Linked DNA regions of Homo sapiens: region 1 is linked to region 2. A link is an interaction called in ENCODE POLR2A ChIA-PET data of the cell type or tissue named here. Cell type or tissue: PC-3. All regions are shown on one strand. Each heading gives the region's core, and the rest is flanking DNA. Links, peaks and the distances in the headings are about the cores only.

Region 1 (11,446 bases), core at 2,767-7,766, 470 kb before region 2:
AGTGAGACTCTGTCTCAAAGAATTAAAAAATAAGTAAATAAATAAATAAAGTTTGAGAAAAAGAATCACTAGCTAAAAGTCGAAGTTAGGTTGAGGTGGGAAGATTATTTGAGCCAAGGAATTCGAGGCTTTACAGCTCAATGACACCTGTGAATAGCCACTGCACTCCAGCCTGGCAGCCCGGGCTACACAGCAAGACCGCATCTCTTTTTAAAAAAAAAAAAAAAAAAAAAAAAAAAAAAGTGCGTGGTGGCTCACGCCTATAATCCCAGCACTTTGGGAGGCCGAGGCGGGTGGATCACCTGAGGTCAGGAGTTCAAGACCAGCCTAACCAACATGGCAAAACCCCACCTCTACTAAAAGTATAAAAATTAGCTTGGTGTGGTGGTAGGCACCTGTAAAATCCAGCTACTTGGGACACTGAGGCAGTATTACTTGAACCTGGGAGGCGGAGGTTGCAGTGAACTGAGATGGTGCCATTGCACTCCAGGCTGGGTGAAAAGAGTGAATCTCAGTCTCAAAAACAAACAAAACTAAACAAAAAGTCAAAGTTAAAATGCGGGCTCCAATTCAGGAGGTCCGCGTGGGGCCAAGATTCTGCATTTCTAAGGAGCTTGCAGTTGACGTGGATGCTACCAGTTCAGGAATCACAGTTTGAGTAACAAAGGCCTAACATTTATATGTAAGAGCTAAATTGCAGGGAAGATTATTTGAACATTGTTAACTTTACAAGGTGTGTTAGTTGACAAGAGCTGCCATAATAAAATACCACAGACTAGGTGTCTTAAACACCGGAAATTTCTTTTCTCACCGTTTTGGTCGAAGGTGTGGGCAGGGGGCTGGGCGTGGTGGCTCACACCTGTAATCTCAGCACTTTGGGAGGACGAGGCAGGTGGATCACATGAGGCTAAGGAGTTGAGACCACCCTGGCCAACATGGTGAAACCCTGTCTCTACTAAAAATACAAAAATTAGCCAGGCGTGGTGGTGCGTGCTTGAGTAGCCTGTAATCCCAGCTACTCGGGAGGCTGAGGAACAAGAACCTCTAGAACTCGGGAGGAAGAGGTTGCAGTGAGCCGAGATCACGCCACTGCACTCCAGCCTGGGCAACAGCGTGGGACTCTGTTTAAAAAAATAATAATAATAATACGATGTGGGCAGGGTTGGCTGCTCCTGAGGCCTCTCTCCCTGGCTTGCAGATGGCCCCTTCACCCTCTGTCTTCACGTGGTCTTCCCTCTGTGTGTCTGTGTCCTAATTCCTCTTCTTATTAGGACACATGTCAGGATCAGAACCCACCCATACGGCTTTATTTTACCTTAATTACTACCTCTTCAAGGCCCTATTTCCAAATATGGTCTCATTCTGAGGTGCCGAGGGATAGATCTCCACCATTTGAATTTGGGGGCCACAGTTCAGTCCATAAGACCAGGTGAAGGAAGTACTTCCACTGCTGATGTCCATCTGCCAGCGAGGCCTCTCCAGTTCTCACCGGTCTTTGGCTGTGTCAAACTTTTTATTTTCTATCAATCTGATGAAGATGCAATGGAGTATCACTGTCGTTTAATTTGTACCCCCTAATACTTTTTAGTGAGGTCGAGAATCATTTTTTGTTTTTGAGACAGGGTCTTGATCTGTCACCCAGGCTGGAGTGCAATAGCACAATCATGGCTCCCTGCAGCCTCGACCTCCCAGGCTCAAGCCATCCTCCTGTCTCCACCTTCCAAGCAGCTGGGACCACAGGCGCGCACCACCATGCCCACTTAATTTAAAAAAAAAAGTTTTTGTAGAGACAGGGTCTTGCTGTGTTGCCCAGGTTGGTCTTAAACTCCTGAGCTCAAGCAGTCCTCCTGTCTGAGCCTCCTACGTGTTGGGATTACAAGCATGATCTCACCACACCCAGACTAGATTGAAAATCTTTTCATATCTTATTGCTTCTGCTTTGGGCAATTCCCTATTCATATCTGCCCATTTTGCAGTTGGAGTTGAGAGTTGATCATGCATATCGATTTGCAGGGCTTCTTTGTAAATCCTGGTTACTAATTTGCATTGCTAGACTTTTGTGCTGGTCTAGAGCTTGTCTTTTTACTTGTTTATGGTACCCTTTGATGTTCAGGGGTTTTTTTTCTGTAATTTTAATATAGTCAAATGCTTCAAGCTTCAAGGCTCATCTTGTTTAAGAAATGCCTCCCTATACCAAGGTTATGGAAATATTGTCTTACATTTTCTACTAAATATTTTCAAGTGTTGTTTCCCACATTTTGGCCTCCATCCGCCCGGAATTCATTTGTGTGTGGCATATGAAAATAGTCTAATTTTAGTTTCCCAAGTACCGTGCCAGAGGCTGCCACCACCCCGTTTCATGCTCTGCTCTCCCCGATGGCCTGAGGCTTGTCCTCTGCCCTGCAGGCTCCAGTGTTTCCCTCCGAAGGGTGGGGCACTCATCACCAGGAAGCATCTTGCCTGCCCCAAGGGTGAGTCCAGCTGGCACCTGTAGCGGTGGCCGCATTCTTCTGGCAGGGGCTGCAGGGATGAGGACTATAGGAGAGTCCCGAGGCTGCCGGAACAAAATTCCACAAACTTTATGCCTTCAGGTAACAAAAATGTATTCTCTCACAAGTCAGGAGGCCACAAATCCGAATCAGGTTGTCAGCAGGTGGAGGGAATGTAAACTAGTATAACCATGGAAAACATAGTTATACTAAACTAATATAACCATGGAAAACAGTGTGGAGATTCCTTAAAGAACAAAAGTAAGGCCGGGCGCAGTGGCTCACGCTTGTAATCCCAGAATTTTGGGAGGCCAAGGCAGGCGGATCACCTGAGGTTGAGAGTTCGAGACCAACATGGAGAAACCGCATCTCTACTAAAACAAAAAACAAAAAAATCAGCCAACTGTGGTGGCGCAGTCCTGTAATCCCAGCTACTGGGAGGCTGAGGCAGGAGAATCACTTGAATCCAGGAGGAGGTTGCAGTGAGCTGAGATCACGCCATTGCACTCCAGCCTGGGCAACAAGAGCAAAACTCCATCTCAAAAAAAAAGAACTGAAAGTAGATCTACCATTTGATCCAGCAATTCCGCTCCTGGATATCTACCCAGAGGAAAAGAAGTCATTATACGGATGGGAGTGGTGGCTCACATCTGTAATCCCCGCACTTTGGGAGGCCAAGGCGGGTGGATCACCTGAGGTCGGGAGTTCAAGACCAACCTGACCAACATGGAGAAACCCCATCTCTACTAAAAATACAAAATTAGCTGGGCATGGTGGCACATGCCTGTAATCCCAGCTAATTGGGAGGCTGAGGCAGGAGAACCACTTGAACTCGGGAGGCAGAGGCTGCAGTGAGCTGTGATCATGCCATTGCACTCCAGCCTGGGCAACAAGAGTAAAACTCTGTCTCGAAAAACAAAAAAAAGTCATTATACAAAAAAGATACTTGCACATGCATGTTTATAACAGCACAATTTGCAGTTGCAAAAATGTGTAACCAAATGGCCATCAATCAACAAGTAGACAAGGGAACTGTGGTATATATATATATATACCACATATATATACACCATATATATATATACCACATATATATACCGTATATATATATACCACATATATATATACAGTATATATATGTGGTATATATATGTGGTATATATATGTGTGTGTGTATATATGTGTGTGTGTGTATATATATATATATATATATATATATATATATATATATGATGGAATACTACTCAGCCATAAAAAGGAATGAATTAATGGCATTCACAGCAACCTGGATGAGACTGGAGGTCATTATTCTAAGTGAAGTAACTCAAGAATTGAAACCCAAATATCATACGTTCTCACTCATAAGTGGGAGCTAAGCTATGAGGATGCAAAGGCATAAGAATGATACAGTGGGCCAGGCACGGTGGCTCACGCCTATAATCCCAGCACTTTGGGAGGCCGAGGCAGGTGCATCACGAGGTCAGGAGATCGAGACCATCCTGGCTAACAGGGTGAAACCCCAACTCTACTAAAAATACAAAAAAATTAGCCGGGCATGGTGGCGGGCACCTGTAGTCCCAGCTACTCGGGAGGCTGAGGCAGGAGAATTGCTTGAACTCAGGAGGCGGAGCTTGCAGTGAGCCGAGATCACACCACTGCACTCCAGCCTGGGCGACAGAGCGAGACTCCGCCTCAAGAAAGAAAAAGAGAACGATACAGTGGACTTTGGGGACCACAAATTGGGTTCATTGTACACTGCTCCAGTGATGGGTGCACCAAATCTCACAAATTACCGCTAAAGAACTTACTAATGAAACCAAGTACCACCTGTTCCCCAAAAATCTATGGAAATAAAAAATTAAAAATAAATAAATAAATATTAGTTAAAAAATGCTTGTATAGAAAAAATACACATAAAGTCACTATAGCACAGCTTTAAATGGAAAAAACCCTGATGTGATTATTACACATTTTATGCTTGTATCAAAATATCTCATATAACCCATAAATATATATGCCTAATATGTATCCAAAAAAATGAAAACTAAACATTTAAAAAAATTTTTAAAAAGAATAAACAAAGTTGTCAGCAGGGTTGGTTTCTTCTGGAGGCACTGAGGGAGAAACCACTCGACGCCTCTCTCCCAGCTTCCGGGGGCCTTGGATTCCTTGGTTGTGGACACATCACTCCTGGCTCTGCCTCTGTCTTCCTTTGCCTTCTTCCCTGGGCCTCGGTCTTGTTTCCCCTGCTCTTCTAATAACTTGTCATCAGATTTAGAGTCCATCCAAAGATGATTTATCTTGAGGTCCTTCACTTAATTCCATTTGCTCAGACCCTTTTTCCAAATAAGGCCACATTCACAGATTCTGAGTGGGCATATCTTTTGAGGGGGAAACCAACATTCAGCCCACTGTAGGATCTGTTTGTGAAATGGGAAGGAAAGCTCCTAGTGACGATGGTGGGAAAGCGCTCCTTCAACAACCATGTTCCCTTGACACCGTGCACTTCCTTCCAGCTCCTTTATTGGATAAATTTTGCCCAATCTGCCATTTTTTAAAATTTCCTCCTGCTCCCACAAGTGCAGTGATGCGTTCTCCCACTCTTAGAAATTTATCTTAAGAAAATGATTCATGAGTATAGGGGAAAAAAATTACCTCTTTTTGTTGTTGCATTGTTACTTATATTAAAAAGTTGGAAACAACCCCCAGGAGAGGAGGTAATTACTTAATTACTTCAATAACATTTATTCATGCAACATTAGTGAGAGAATGTGAAATAAACGGGGAAGGAGAGAGTAGAGAGCAAGAGACAGAAGTTGCCGAGCACGGTGGCTTACATCTATAATCCCAACTCTTTGGGAGGCCAAGGTGGGAAGATTCCTTGAGGCCAGGAGTTCAAGACCAGCCTGGGCAACATAGGGAGACCCTGTCTCTACAAAAAAATTTTACAAATTATCTGGGCATCGTGGCACACACCTATAATCCCAGCTACTTGGGAGGCTGAGGTGGGAGGATTGCTTGAGCCTGGTAAGTTGAGGCTGCAATGAGCCATGATCACACCACCACTGCACTCCAGCCCAGGTGACAAAGTGAAAAAAAAAAAAAAAAGGGACAGAAGCTGTTGTCCTCCCTGGAAAGGGAACATTCAACACGTGATGGCCCAAACCATTGAGTAATGTCAAACAGGAAGTGGGCAGGAAGGGGAATCCCAGGTGTTACCCAGAAGTCTCAGCTAGTCCTTGGAGTCATGAAGGATGAGTTGAGTCCCTGAAGCAGGACTCACCACCAGGGACAGACAGGAAGGAGGTTCCTAGAGGAGGGGCAGCTTCCACAAAGACTACAGGAATCATTCAACCTCCTGAGACCCATGTGTGGTCATCAAAATGACAAAAAACATGGCAACAGAAAAGCTATGGTTAGGCAAAAAATACGGAATAAAAATTAACTCAGGCTGGGTGAGGTGGTTCATGCCTGTAATCCCAGCATTTTGGGAGACTGAAGCAGGAAGATCACTTGAGCCCAGGAGTTTGAGACCAGCTTAGGCAACAACCTCACCTCTACAAAAAATAAAAATAAAACTAGCCGGGTGTGATGGTACACACCTGTACTCCCAGGCACTTGAGGGTCTGAAATGGGAGGATCACTTGAGCCTGGGAGGTCGACGCTGTAGTGAGCCATGGTTGTGCCACTGTACTTCAGCTTGGGTGACAAAATGAGAATCTGTCTCAAAAAAAAAATTAATTAAAAGAAGTGCCTAGAAAAACAGAAGTGCCACATGACCCAGCAATCCCCTTCTGGGTATATAACAACAAGAATTGCAAACAGAGACTCCAAGACATATTTGTACCCCCATGTTCATGGCAGCAGCATTCGCAATAAGCCAAAAGGTGGAAACAACCCAACTGTCCATTGATGGACAAATGGATAAACAAATTCTGGTCTATCCATACAATGGGATATTCTTCAGCCATAAAAAGGAGGGAAATTCAGACTCATGCTACATCATAAGTGAACCATGAGGACATTGTACTAAGGGAAATACTCCAGTCGCAAAAAGCTATGTACTGTATGATTCCACTGACATGAGGTAGGCAGTGTAATCAAATTCATGGAGGCTGGGTGCGGTGGCTCACATCCATAATCCCAGCCCTTTAGGAGGCCAAGGTGGGCAGATCATGAGATCAGGAGATCGAGACCATCCTAACATGATGAAACCCCGTCTCTACTAAAAATAAAAAAATTATAGCCAGGCGCAGTGGCTCACACCTATAATCCCAGCACTTTGGGAGGCCGAGGAAGGCGGATCATGAGGTAAGGAGATCGAGACCATCCTGGCTAACACGGTGAAACCACATCTCTACTAAAAAAAAAAAAAAAAACACAAAAAAAATTAGCCAGGCGTGGTGACACGCGCCTGTAGTCCCAGCTACTCAGGAGGCTGAGGCAAGAGAATCGCTTGAACCCAGGAGGCAGAGGTTGCAGTGAGCTGAGATCGCGCCACTGCACTCCAGCCTGGGCAATAGAGCGAGACTCCATCTCAAAAAATAATTAGCCAGGCGTGGTGTAATCCCAGGGCACCTGTAATCCCAGCTACTCAGGAGGCCGAAGCAGGAGAATTGCTTGAACCCGGGAGGCAGAGGTTGCAGTGAGCCGAGATTGTGTCACTGCACTCCAGCCCAGGTGACAGAGCAAGACTGTCTCTTATTTAAAAAAAAAAAAAAAAAAAAAATTCATGGAGACAGAAAGTAGAATGGTGATTGCCAGGGGCTACAGGATGGGCGAATGGGAACTTACTGTTTCACGGGCATGGAATTTCAGTTTTGCAAGATGAGAAAAGTTCTGGAGATGGAAGGTACTTACGGTTGCATGACAGTGTGAATGTATCTAATGCCACTGAACCGTACACCTAAAATGCTCAAGATGGTAAATTTTCTTATGTGTGTTTTACCACAGTTCTTTAGAAAGGACTCCTAGTATGCTATTAGATTGGAGGAAGGACGTTCAAATCCCAGCTAGAGCTCTTTTTTAGTGCCTTTGTTCATTCAAATAATCTTTTTTTTTTTTTTTTTTGAGATGGAGTCTCGCTCTGTCGCCCAGGCTGGAGTGCAGTGGTGCGATCTCAGCTCACTGCAAACACCGCCTCCCCGGTTCACGCTATTCTCCTGCCTCAGCCTCCCGAGTAGCTGGGACTACAGGCGCCTGCCACCACGCCCGGCTAATTTTTGTATTTTTAGTAGAGACGGGGTTTCACCGTGTTAGCCAGGATGGTCTCCATCTCCTGATCTCGTGATCCGCCCGCCTCAGCCTCCCAAAGTGCTGGGATTACAGGCGTGAGCCACCGCATCCGGCCAGGAATATTTATTAATCCTGTTCAGGCTCCAGGACAACAGGCCCAAGAAAGCAGACAAGATGGCCGCCTTCCTGAAGGTTACAGTCAAGAGGAGAAGCAGGTGTTTAATAAAGTCAAGTCCCATCACCAACCCTTGACTCTACATCAATTATTAGCGCTGTGACCTTGGGCAAGGCAGTTCTCCTTCCTGAGTTTGCTTCCTTCTCTGTAAAAATGGAGACCATGGTGCTCACCTGCCAGAGTTGCCGGAGGATTAATGAGGCTCTTCTAAGTGGTGCAGTGAGAGTGCTTAGCTCAGAACAGGCGCTCCGTATGTGTTACTTCCTTTTCGTAGCTCTACATCAGAAATTTATGCTCAAGGACACACTAGCGTCATTGGTGGTGCACAAGGGTAGACTCATGCAGTATGTACATTTTCTAGCCATTTAAAGTCCTTTTATATGCATAGATCTAGAAGGATCTCCATCAAGATGTTAAGAGGAGGTGATGGGATGACAGGCAGGAATTTTTTTTTTTTTTAATCTACATTCAGGGATGTGGTGACAGAGGGAATCTTGGGTAAATTACTCGACACCTCTAGACCTCATTTCAGTGTCCTCGGCTGCAAAATAATAGCGCCTACCTCATAGTTTTTTTTTGTTTTGTTTTGTTTTGTTTTGTTTTGTTTTTTGAGAGAGGGTCTCATTCTGTCACTGGAGCATAGTGGCATGATCACAGCTTGATTACAACTCGCTGCAGCCTCTATCTTCCAGGCTCAAGTGATCCCCCCACCTCGGCCCCTCAAGCAGCTGGGGTTCCAGGCACACGCCACCATGCCCCGCTAATTTTTGTGTTTTTTGTAGAGAGAGGGTTTCGCCATGTTGCCCAGGTTTTAATTTTTTATTATCAGAATTTTCAGCTGTTGACAAAAGAAGAAGGAATAGTTAATGAACCTCCATTATCCAGCACCCATCTTCAACAATTATCAGTGAATTGCCAATCTTGTTTCATCTCTACCTCCCCAGCCTCATCCCTACTGGTTATTTTCAAGCAAATCCCAAGCCTGGAGACTCTGTTAAAAATTAAAAAATTTCTATGATATCATTAATACACGTACGTATAATTTTTCTAAGCAATTTCCTAATAACATCTAATATCTAATCACTGTTCATTCATCCTCCATTATCCCATAAATGTCTTTTTACATGTGATTTGTTTCAATCAAGATCCACAAAGCCCTCACATTATGTTCGGCTGATAGATCCTCCTCCAAACCCCAGCATTTTATTAGGTCAATTTTCAATCTACAGCAAACGGGAATGAATTCTACAGCGAGCACCTGAATAAGCCCCTAGACGCAGCTATTAACCCATTACTGCAGCTGTTCTGTCCTCCATCCATCTGCCTGTTTCTCTACAGTCCATAATCCTTTTAAGTCTCTTTTCATCCAAAATACTATCCCCCTTTCACATTTTTTTCTTGCCATTTATTTGTTGAAGACACTATGTCATTGCCCTATAGAATTTCTCTTATTTTGAGGACCAAATAAGCTAAGTACATAGTGTTTAGACTATAGTATGTACCTAATTAATATTCTTGAACTGATTATTATTGGCTTTTTAATTTATCTGTATCTTCTTATTTTTCCAAGTAAAAAAGTCTCTCTTTTTTCTCGTTGAGATGGAGTCTTGCTCTGTTGCCCAGGCTGGAGTGCAGTTGCACCATCTCGGCTCACTGCAATCTCTGACTCCTGGGTTCAAGCAATTCCCCTGCCTCAGCCTCCTGAGTAGCTGGGATTACAGGCGCCCACCACCATGCCTGGATAATTTTTGTATTTTCAGTAGAGACAGGGTTTCTCCATGTTGTCCATGCTGGTCTTGAACTCTTGACCTCAAGTGATCCGCCTGCCTCGGCTCCCCAAAGTGCTGGGGTTACAGGCGTGAGAGCCTGGCCAAAAATATATCATTTTTGAAAAAAAAAATTTTTTTAAAGAGTTCCTAGACTTGTTATGGCCACATTGTTTTGTGGCCACCAGGGGGTTTGTCTGCACTCTTTGCTGGGCTTGCCCCAGGCAATTGGCCAATGGGAAGATTTGCCAGCATCGGGCAGCTGAAGGTGGTGGAGCAAGGGGGAAGGGAGTGCGAACCTGAGCCAGAGGGGCTCCAGGGAAATGGCTGCAGTGGAACCAGGGCAAGGGACAAGGCTCAGAGCCTTCTCTAGGGCTGAGGATGGTGACACCAGGAGGGAGGCCCAGAGAAAGCACCAGGAAAGGTGTGGAAAGTTGCAGAACTCCCAAGAGCTGGTGGAAGCAACAGCACACATCATCAGGGAGCAAGGCAGAGTGCGCAGCAGGGTTTCAAGGGGCTGGGGCAGATGGAACAGGAGGAAAATGAACCTCCCCAGGGACTTGTCACCACTAACTTAGATGATAAGCAGGCAGGTGAGAAATACACAGGCCTTTGGCAGGCTCCATCAGAGGCCAGAGGAAAAAAGGAGGAGATCAGTTGGGGGAGGTCTGAGCTGGGGGGCCAGGAATGCCGAACCTGGTTTTGCCATCTGTCACCCGTGTGGTCTTGGGGAAGGCTTCTTCTTCCCTTCTTTGAGCCTTAGTTCTCCCTACCTGCAAAAGAGACAGGGTGGGGCTGGTCGTAATGGCTCACGCCTGTAATCTCAGCACTTTGGGAGGCTGAAGCTGGTGGATCACGAGGTCAATAGATAGAGACCATGGTGGCCAACATGGTGAAACCCTGTCTCTACTAAAAATACAAAAATTAGCTGGGCATGGTGGTAGGTGCCTATCGTCCGAGCTATTCGGGAGGCTGAGGCAGGAGAATCACTTGAACCCGGGAGGCAGAGGTTGCAACGAGCTGAGATTATGCCACTGCAGTCTGGCCTGGTGACAGAGTGAGACTCTGTCTGAAAAAAAAAAAAATAGGGGTACCCCAGAAGACCCCTATAGATTTAAAATTTTTTTTTTTTTAGCCCTGGCAAGAAAAATGTTCTAGCTTGCTGATCTCTTCCTGGGGATAAGTAAGAGTGACATGGCTGCTAGAATTAGTATGTATTGATGGCCCCTTTAGCACTTCTCCTTTCAAAGAGGTAAATACCAAGTACAGACTCAAAGCTGCGAGTTGCCTCCGTGCTCAGGCTGCGCATGGTGGCTCACACCTATAATTCCAGCACTTTGGGAGGCTGAGGCAGGAGGATCTCTCTTTTTTTTTTTTTTTGAGATGGAGTCTAACTCTGTCGCCCAGGCTGGGGTTCCATGGCGTGATCTCTGCTCACTGCAACCTCCACCTCCTGGGTTCAAGCAATTCTCTTGCCTCAGCCTTCCAAGTAGCTGGGATTACAGGCACCCGCCACCATGCCCGGCTAGTTTTTTTTGTATTTTTAGTAGAGACGGGGTTTCACCATGTTGACCAGGCTGGTCTTGAACTCCTGATCTTGAGAAATCCACCTGCCTCGGCCTCCCAAATTGCTGGGATTATAGGCATGAGCCACCGGGCCCAGCAAGGAGCATCTCTTGAGCCCAGGAGTTCAAGACCAGCCTGAGCAACACAGTGAAGCCCCATCTCTACTAAAAAACAAAAAAAAATGTGAGAGAAACAAAAAATATTTTGTTTGTTAA
Region 2 (8,727 bases), core at 3,523-8,522:
ATTTCAGTCTTCTTTAGGTAGAAGATTTCTTTCTTTGCAGCCAGTCCAGGGCCAGGTTATATTAGCTAAGTACCCATGCCTTTTGATAAATGCAAAAACTTTGTAGGGGGAAGGAAGGAGAATGCCTCCAGCCTCTTTGGGACATCTTGGCCAGGCAAAGTTGTTTTTTTTTTTTTTCTTTTGAGATGGAGTCTCGCTCTGTCACACAGGCTGGAGTACAGTGGCGCGATCTCTGCTCACCGCAAACTCTGTCTCCTGGGTTCACGCCATTCTCCTGCCTCAGCCTCCCGAGTACCTGGGACTACAGGCACCCGCCACCACGCCCAGCTAATTTTTTGTGTTTTTAGTAGAGACGGGGTTTCACCGTGTTAGCCAGGATGGTCTCGATCTCCTGACCTCATGATCCGCCCACCTCGGCCTCCCAAAGTGCTAGGATTACAGGCATGAGCCACCACGCCCGGCCTAGTATTTTAATAAAATATCCCACAATTTGGGTTTCATGTTCTAGTATTCAAAGATTCTGACACCTCTGTATTCAAATGAGCTTGTAGTTTCCCACCTTCCTAGCTGTTTTGGGCCCCTGATCCAGGCATATTTGCAAGAGTCAACAGCAGTTCATTTTTGTCTTGCACCCATGCATGTCACCAGCCTGCTGGTCACCACCTGATTTGTGTCTGTTCTTCTATTTTTCATTGTTTCGGACATTGCATCCAGCCCTTCCCATCTAAGCACACACACATCTGGTCGCATATTTGCTTCTATTAGTCATAAAGATAAAGTTGTTAGAATATTTGAAGTGAAGAAAGCATTGATCAAAGTTGAATTTACATGTCATATTTCATCCCCTTTTCCTATGAATATTTGGGATTTCAGGGCATGGAGAGGAAAGCAACAGTTACTTAATATTATGCATTCTTTTTTTAAAGGGTTTCTAGAATGTCTAGGACTGTGCAGCAGCTGCTTTGGAACTGGTCATGTATATTTCAGACGTTATCAGTGTTTCAGCAGCCCTGTTTGCCTATTCTTTTGAAAAGAGGGCATATGATTACATTCCATATCAGTTTCGTTATTTGGAGCTGAGACTCTGCAGTTTACAAGCTGTGTGAGCTTAGGATCATGAGGTATTGTTCCTGGGCCTCTGTTTCCTTTTCTGTAAAATGACAATGGCAATAAATGACTTGCGGAGTTGTGTGGACTAAGTGAGATGACCATAGGAGGAAGAAAGATGCTTGTTTGCACAAGCTGCCACGGTCAGAGTACTTTCTTTTTTTTTGAGACAGAGTTTCACTCTGTTGTCCAGGCTGGAGTGCAATGGTACAACCTCGGTTCATTGCAACCTCCGCCTCTTGGGTTCAAGCAATTCTCTTGCCTCAGCCTCCTGAGTAGCTGGGATTACAGGCACCTGCCACCACGCCAAGCTGATTTAAAGAAAAAAAAAATGTTTGTATTTTAGTAGAGATGGGGTTTCACCATGTTGGCCAGGCTGGTCTCAAACTCCTGAGCTCAGGCAGTCCACCCGCCTCGGCCTACCAAAGTGGGTCTGAGCACTTTCTGTGCACCAGGTGCTGCATTAGGCACATAACCTAATAAGATTTTATACAATGCTTCATACAGTGTACATTTCATACAATGCTTCACAGAAACTGTGTGGTAGATACTCTTATTCCCACTTCATGGATGGGGAGGCACAGAGACGGTATGTAACTTGCCCAAGGTCAACTAGGTGGAATGAGATGCCAACCCAGGTAAGTGACCTGGAAGGCTGATGTAACTACTATGCCCCCAGGCTGCTTCATACTAACAAACGTAAAGAGCTATCATAGGGCAGGAGCTGGCAAACCATGACCTATGGACCAAATATAGCTGACCACTTGTTTTTATAAACAAAATATTGTTGGAATACAACCATGCCCATTTGCCTACGGATCATCTGTGGCTGCTTTTGCAACACAACAGCGGAGTTGAGTGGTTGCGACAGACACCGTATGGCTCAGAGAGCCCAAAATATTTACCTCTGGCTCTCTGCAGAGAACATTTGCTGACCCCTGGCAGAGGGCCATGTGCAGAATGAGGCCTCAACATGTGGTGGTCGATTGCAAGTGAATTCGGAATTGGTTGATGTTTCAGTCTTCGATTGCGACTGGATGGACCCTGGGAAATGAAGAATTTTATCAGTTCTCACTTTGCTGATCTCTCGTTCTCTTTGTCATTTTAAGGAGCATTGGGCTCAGGATCTGAACAAAGTCCGTGAGCGGATGACAAAGTTCATTGATGACACCATGCGTGAAACTGCTGAGCCTTTCTTGTTTGTGGATGAGGTGAGTAGGCTGGGCTTGTTGTCGCTTGGGGGTGACTTTTTGATTGATGTCTGTGCTTTCTGAGGTTTATTTTCTGTTTGTCTTTCCTTGGAGAACTTTGCTGTATGATGTTGCCTCGACTGACTGGTTAGCTGGGATTGTTTCTTTTCTTTTCTTTTCTTTTTTCTCCCAGGTTCTAGATTACTGTAACTGTAACTGCCCAGTGGGTTCATTTTGCCTGCTGCCTAGACAGAACCGATTGATCAAGGCAGGGGAATTGCAATAGGGAAAGAGCTTAACTCACTTAGAGCCAGCTGAATGGGAGACTGGAGTTTTATTATTACTCAAATCATCCTCCCTTTCAGAGGCTGGAGTTTCGTTTTTTTATGTTTTTGTTTGTTTGCTTGTGTGTTTGTTTTTGAGATGGAGTCTCAGTCTGTCACCCAGCCTGGAGTGCAGTGGTGGGATCTCACCTCACTGCAACCTCCGCCTCCCAGGTTCAAGTGATTCTCGTGCCTCAGCCTCCCGAGTAGCTGGGATTATAGGCGCTGTCCACCATGTCTGGCTAATTTTTTTTGTATTTTTAGTAGACAGGGTTTCACTATGTTGGCCAGGCTGGTGTCGACTTCCTGACCCTTGTGATCAGCCCGCCTCAGCTTCCCAAAGTACTGGGATTATAGGTGTGAGCCACCGCACCTGGCGGAGGCTAGGGTTTTTTTTTAAAGATTGTTTGGCGGGCCAGGGAAAGGGTGCTGCTGATTGGTTGGAGATGCAATCATATGGTTGTGGAAAATAGTGTGCTTCTGGGTGGGGCCACAGGACCAGTGGGCGGTCCAGGTAGAGCCATGCGAACGCCCGAAAAGACGTCTCAAAAGGCCAATCTTAGGTTAAACCACAGTGATGTTATCTGTAGGAGTAACTGAGGAAGTTGCTAATCTTGTAACCTCCAGAAAAATGGCTGGTAACCAGTTAGTCTCCACCTTAGCAGAATCCAGGCTCCTCTCATCCTCCTAACCTGGTCTTACCTTAGCTTTACAAAGGCAGTTTATTTTGGGGGAAGGGCTGGTATTTAAACTATAAACTAAATGTTTTCCAAAGTTAGCTTGGCCCAAGCCCAGGAATAATTAAGGGCAGTTTGGAGGTTAAAGGCAAGATAGAGGTTGGTTAGATCAGATCTGTTTCACTGTCATAATTTTCTTGTTGTTCTGATTTTGGAAAGGCAGTTTCATAGCCCTTTCTTACTCTTCTCTACTGACCGTGTTGCCTGGGTGGGATTATTGATTTTGCCACTAGAGGGCATCTGCCACCAGGGAGAGTTGAACCATTGCAAGCACAGAAACAGAATGCGAAGGTGTCTGGGTGCTTGCTGGTCAGAATGGTTGCCTTTGACCTTGCATAGGGAAGGAGGGGAGGTGGAACTGGGGAGCGACTGACCCATATGAGGTCGTTCTCACGCAGCAGAAATTAGGCCCAGATCGCTAAAGCATTTTTTTTTAAGGGGCCAGGAATTGTAACTTGAAATTTCCTGCCCTTTCAACATTCTGATATGGATAACACTCTGTTTCTTAAGTTGGGTCGTGGGTTCACAAATATTCATGCTACTATTATGCTTTAAATTGTATATATGAGGCCGGGTGCAGTGGCTCACGCCTGTAATCCCAGCACTTTGGGAGGCTGAGGCGGGTGGATCGCTTGAGGTTAGGAGTTTGAGACCAGCCTGGCCGACATGGTAAAATTCTGTCTCTACTAAAAATACAAAAATTAGCCTGGTGTGGTGGTGCACGCCTGTTATCCTAGCTGCTTGGGAGGTTGAGGCAGGAGAATCGCTTCAACCCAGGAGGTGGAGGTTGCAGTGAGCTGAAATTGTGCCACTGCACTCCAGCCTGGGCAACAGAGCATGACTCAGTGTGAAAAAACAAAGAAAGAAAAACCAACAACAATGTATATATGGTAAGCATAAACCCTTGCAGTAGCAAATATTTTAGGATAAACATTACAAAGGAAAATATTGTCTAGGTCCATGGAACAAATATGTCGCTGCAGCCCATTGCAGCCTGAGCCTTCGGTATTGAAAACGTGGGTAACTGAGGTCTGGAGACCGCCTGTTGATTTCCCGCATCAGAGCTGTTCTTCCCCCCTGGTGGGCGCAGACCAGAAACAAGCAGACACCATCCTGCCCGTCAACGTGATGATTCGGTCTTCGTGTTTGACTCTTTTAGTTCCTCACGTACCTGTTTTCACGAGAAAACAGCATCTGGGATGAGAAGTATGACGCGGTGGACATGCAGGACATGAACAACCCCCTGTCTCATTACTGGATCTCCTCGTCACATAACACGTGAGTTTCAGATGAGCCTGTGATGGGTTGGGCAGCACAGAGCACGTGAGGGTTGAGGCAGGGGTCCGATACGCCGCTCCGGTGAGCCCTGTTGTGAAGCAGGTGGAGGGTGTAGCACCGCATTCCTTGGACTAAAATACACAGAAGCTTCTGGAAGGGGCTGGGAACACACTTCCCTTTGTCAGCTGGCATTGTAATAATAATCTCTTTTCTGTGGCCCTAAAAAGCTAGTAAAAACAAAAGTAACTTAGTTTATGTAACTTAGTAACTAAAGTAACATAGTAAACTTAGTTTTTCACGATTTGGGCATCTCACAGTAGCCACAGCAAAGCAATTCAGTGACTCATTGAATTGACTTATAGGGAGTGTGTACCCTGTGCCTGCTGGGAGCTGGGGATGTGGCTGTGAACCGGCAGCAGCCATGTCCTCATGTGCTGGGAGGAAGACCTCCATTGAAAGTTAACCACAGAATAGGACTTGCTGATGTGGGGAGCAGGTGGTAAGGCAAGGAGAAGTGTTTCAGACAGAGGAGCAGCATGTGCCAAGGCCCTGGGGCAGGAACAACTGAGAGGAGTCTGCTAAGGCTGGAGTGCAGAATCCAGGAGAGCGGTGTCAGGAGGGGAGGAAGGCAGGTCCTGCTGGAGCAGGATCTTGTAGGTCACCGTGAGAGCTGTCGGGGAGACCCTGACGACTTTTAACCAGAAGATGAGATGCTCACAGGGGGCTCTTGGGATGGTTACTCTGATTGCAACAGAAGGAGGATACAGGATGTTGCGCTGATGTTCCAGTATTTAGTCTGTCTTATTGGGTGAGGGGTGAAGTCCTTGGGTGATGGCCCCCACAGCTGTGGGTGGGGACTTTCCTAAGTGACATTCCAGGGGGTCATCTGGGAAAAGGCTTTTTATGGTGTTATGCTCCAGGCATTTGGGAAGGTAAAATGTCTTTCAGGGGGAAATTGATTTCACAGTTCTCTCTTCCCCACCATGCCCATCATTTTAAGAGTTTGTGTTTCAGCATGGTGAATTCTAGAAAACCTAGAAGACAGTTAAGAAATACAAACTTAAAAAAAAAACTTTTATTTTCAGTTCAGAGGTACATGTGCAGGTTTGTTAAACGGGTCAACTTGTGTCATGGAGGTTTGCTGTGCAGATTATTTTGTCACCCAGGCATTAAGCCTACTTACTACCCATTAGTTATTTTTCCTGATCCTGTCCCTCCTACCACCCTCTGACAGAACCTAGTGTGAGGAACATAAACTTTTTTTTTTTTTTTTTTGAGACAGAGTCTCACTCTGTTGCCCAGGCTGGAGTGCATTGGTGCGATCTCAGCTCACAACCTCCGCTTTCCCGGTTCAACAGATTCTCCTGCCTCAGCCTCCCGAGTAGCTGGGACTCCGGGCACGAGCCACCATGCCCTGTTTTGTTTTGTTTTGTTTTGTTTTTGTATTTTTAGTAGAGACAGAATTTCACTATGTTGGCCAGGCTGGTCTTGAACACCTGACCTCGTGATCTGCCCGCCTCAGCCTGCCAAAGTGCTGGGATTACAGGCATGAGCCATCGTGCTTGGCCTCGGAACACAAATTTTAAAAAAGTTGGGGTGAATCATGACAAGGAGGAAAGTGCATTAAAGAGTCATTCTTACGGCAGTTTTGGTGGATATGGCTCCTAGCATAGCCGATTGCACCAACAGTTGTTGAATATCTGTTCTGTGCCTGGCCTCAAGCCTTGATATCAAAAGAAGTGCCCATCTTTGTTTAGACCGAGGACCCAGAGAGCGGCCATGGGGCCTTGTTAATTCATCTTCTGCAGCTTTTTTTGCTTCTGACGTGCTTTGACCAACTTCTCCTCAAAAGAACACGTCCTCTCCACGCTTGCATTGCCCAGGTGGTCAGCAGTCACTTCCTGCGATTGTGGCCTGACTTCAGAGCTCATGCCCAGTGTGACCGTGGGATTGTGTATTTCTGTCCTAGGCCTTAGCTTTGAGTCTTTCTACATGGAAGAACTCAGAGCTTTGGCGGCTCGGGCGGAGAAGTTCCCCCACAACACCCTGAGGTGCAGGCTTGCCCCCCAACCCCTGTGGCTGCCACTCTCACACGGCCACCTGCCTTCTCTCCTGCAGGTACCTTACAGGTGACCAGCTGCGGAGCGAGTCGTCCCCAGAAGCTTACATCCGCTGCCTGCGCATGGGCTGTCGCTGCATTGAACGTGAGTAGCTCCTTCTTGGTGGAGGTCAGGCTCGCAGCAAATTGAGGATAACCATGTGGTTGCTCCATGTTTTCTTTCGAATTGTAAAAAGGTTTTAATGGACACATAATAACTGTGCATATTTATGGAGTTAGAGTGTGATGTTTCTTTGTTTTCTTTTTTCTTTCTTTTTTTTTTTTTTTTTGAGACGGAGTCCCTGTCATCTGTATCTCCTCAGCTTCCTCCTGGGCTGGTATTAGAGGAAGGCAAACAGACACCCGCTGTGTTTTGGCAGCTGGGTCCTAGGTGTGCACAGGTACCGCGTATCACCTGGATTGGGGGGTCTCTGAGCAAATGTGAAAAGAATGGTCAGGGCTGGATATGGTGGCTCATGCCTGTAATCCCAGCACTTCAGGAGGCTGAAGTGGGAGGATTGTATGAGGCCAAGAGTTTGAGACCAGCCTGGGCGACATGGTGAGATCGTATCATTACGAAAAGTAAAAAAATTAGCTGTGTGTAGTGGCATGCGCCTGTGGTCCCAACAACTTGGGAGGCTGAGGTGGGAGGATCGCTTGAGCCCAGGAGGTTGAGGCTGTGGTGAGCTGTGATTGTGCCACTGCACTCTAGCCTGGGCAACAGAGCGAGACTCTGTGTCTAAACTGAAAAGAAAAGAAGGGTCAGGTGGCATCTCTGCCTGGGCAGATGGCAGACGCCTTATTTCCCTCCTTCCTTCTCATAGCCTCTCTGGCTATTTTCCTTCCGGCCTCTCTCTCACCAAAGGCTCATGGGTGCATTTGGCTGAGAAAAGGCAACAACCAGCTTGTCGTGGTGTCTCATGCCTGTAATCCCAGCACTGTGAGAGGTCGAGGTGGGCGGATCACTTGAGATCAGGAGCTTGAGATCAGTCTGGCCAACATGGCGAAACCCTTTCTCTACTAAAAATACAGAAATTAGCCAGGCGTGGTGGTGCACATCTGTAATCCCAGCTGCTTGGGAGGCCGAGGCACAGGAATCACTTGAGCCTGGGAGGCAGAGGTTGCAGTAAGCTGAGATCGCGCCGCTGCACGCCAGCCTGGGCAACAGAGGGAGACTTTGTCTCAAAAAAATAAAAATAAAAAATAAATAAATAAAATAAAAAAGGCATCAACTACTGACTTAGGCTCCAGTGTTACCAAAACGACTCATCATGGAAGCAACGTTTTGTAGCAGTTACTCTATAGACTTTCTTCCCGTTTATGATTTTTCTCCTCCCTCAGGAAAAAACAAATGTTTAAAAGTAAAGCTTGAAGCAGTCAGCTCCTGTGCCCTCCAGGGGTCCAAAAGATTGGGGATGTTCATCTTCCACATGACCCATTTCTGTTTGAAAATATTACTGTGAACCTTTACAAATAAATTTCTCATTGCTCTGTATCATTTCCACGGGCAGAAAAGGCAGTCAAGGTTTTCAACAGGTAAAGTCAGAAAATAAAACACGTGGTAAAATCTTCTTTAAAAAGAAGCATTGAGGTTGGGCGTGGTGGCTCACGCCTGTAATCTCAGCACTTTGGGAAGCTGAGGTGGATGGATCATGAGGTCAGGAGATTGAGACCACCCTGGCCAACATGGTGCAACCCTGTCTCTACTAAAATACAAAAAAATTAGCCGAGCGTGATGGTACGCGCCTGTAGTCCCAGTTACTCAGGAGGCTGAGGCAGGGGAATTGCTTCAACCCGGGAGGCGGAGATTGCAATGGGCCGAGATTGTGCCACTGCACTCCAGCCTGGGCAACAGAGCGAGACTCTGTCTTAAAAAAAAAAAAAATGAAAAAAAAAGCAGCATTGAAACTAGCTTGTCTTGGACAGCTGCACTTGCATTATGTAAGCGCACAGGGAACCCTGCGGATACAGGGAAAGCCATGTCCTCGTGTTGG

The links. ChIA-PET counts read pairs that join two places held together with the same protein. Peaks named below come from ENCODE experiments on the same cell type or tissue, not always from the same donor. Only the 100,000 strongest peaks of a DNase experiment are listed, where the experiment ranks them.
Region 1: POLR2A ChIA-PET joins it to region 2 with 6 read pairs; 2 of 35 experiments call an interaction of 5 or more read pairs at or near these places.

The regions. Positions count from the first base shown.
Region 1 is chr16:81,419,279-81,430,724 of GRCh38, forward strand. No RefSeq gene overlaps it. Among named protein-coding and RNA genes, the nearest start is that of CMIP, 20 kb to the right of the region's middle. RefSeq lists enhancers at 5,578-5,717, 5,586-5,880. In PC-3, for the core only: no CTCF peak of the experiment used is centred there; a DNase peak (open chromatin) is centred at 5,723.
Region 2 is chr16:81,886,956-81,895,682 of GRCh38, forward strand. It overlaps PLCG2 (phospholipase C gamma 2), which reads left to right. Exons shown (of 33, transcript NM_002661.5): 10 at 2,217-2,318; 11 at 4,517-4,635; 12 at 6,754-6,839. Among named protein-coding and RNA genes, the nearest start is that of PLCG2, 110 kb to the left of the region's middle. In PC-3, for the core only: a CTCF peak has its summit at 3,589 (motif pointing right); a DNase peak (open chromatin) is centred at 3,596; H3K27ac peaks cover 917 bases.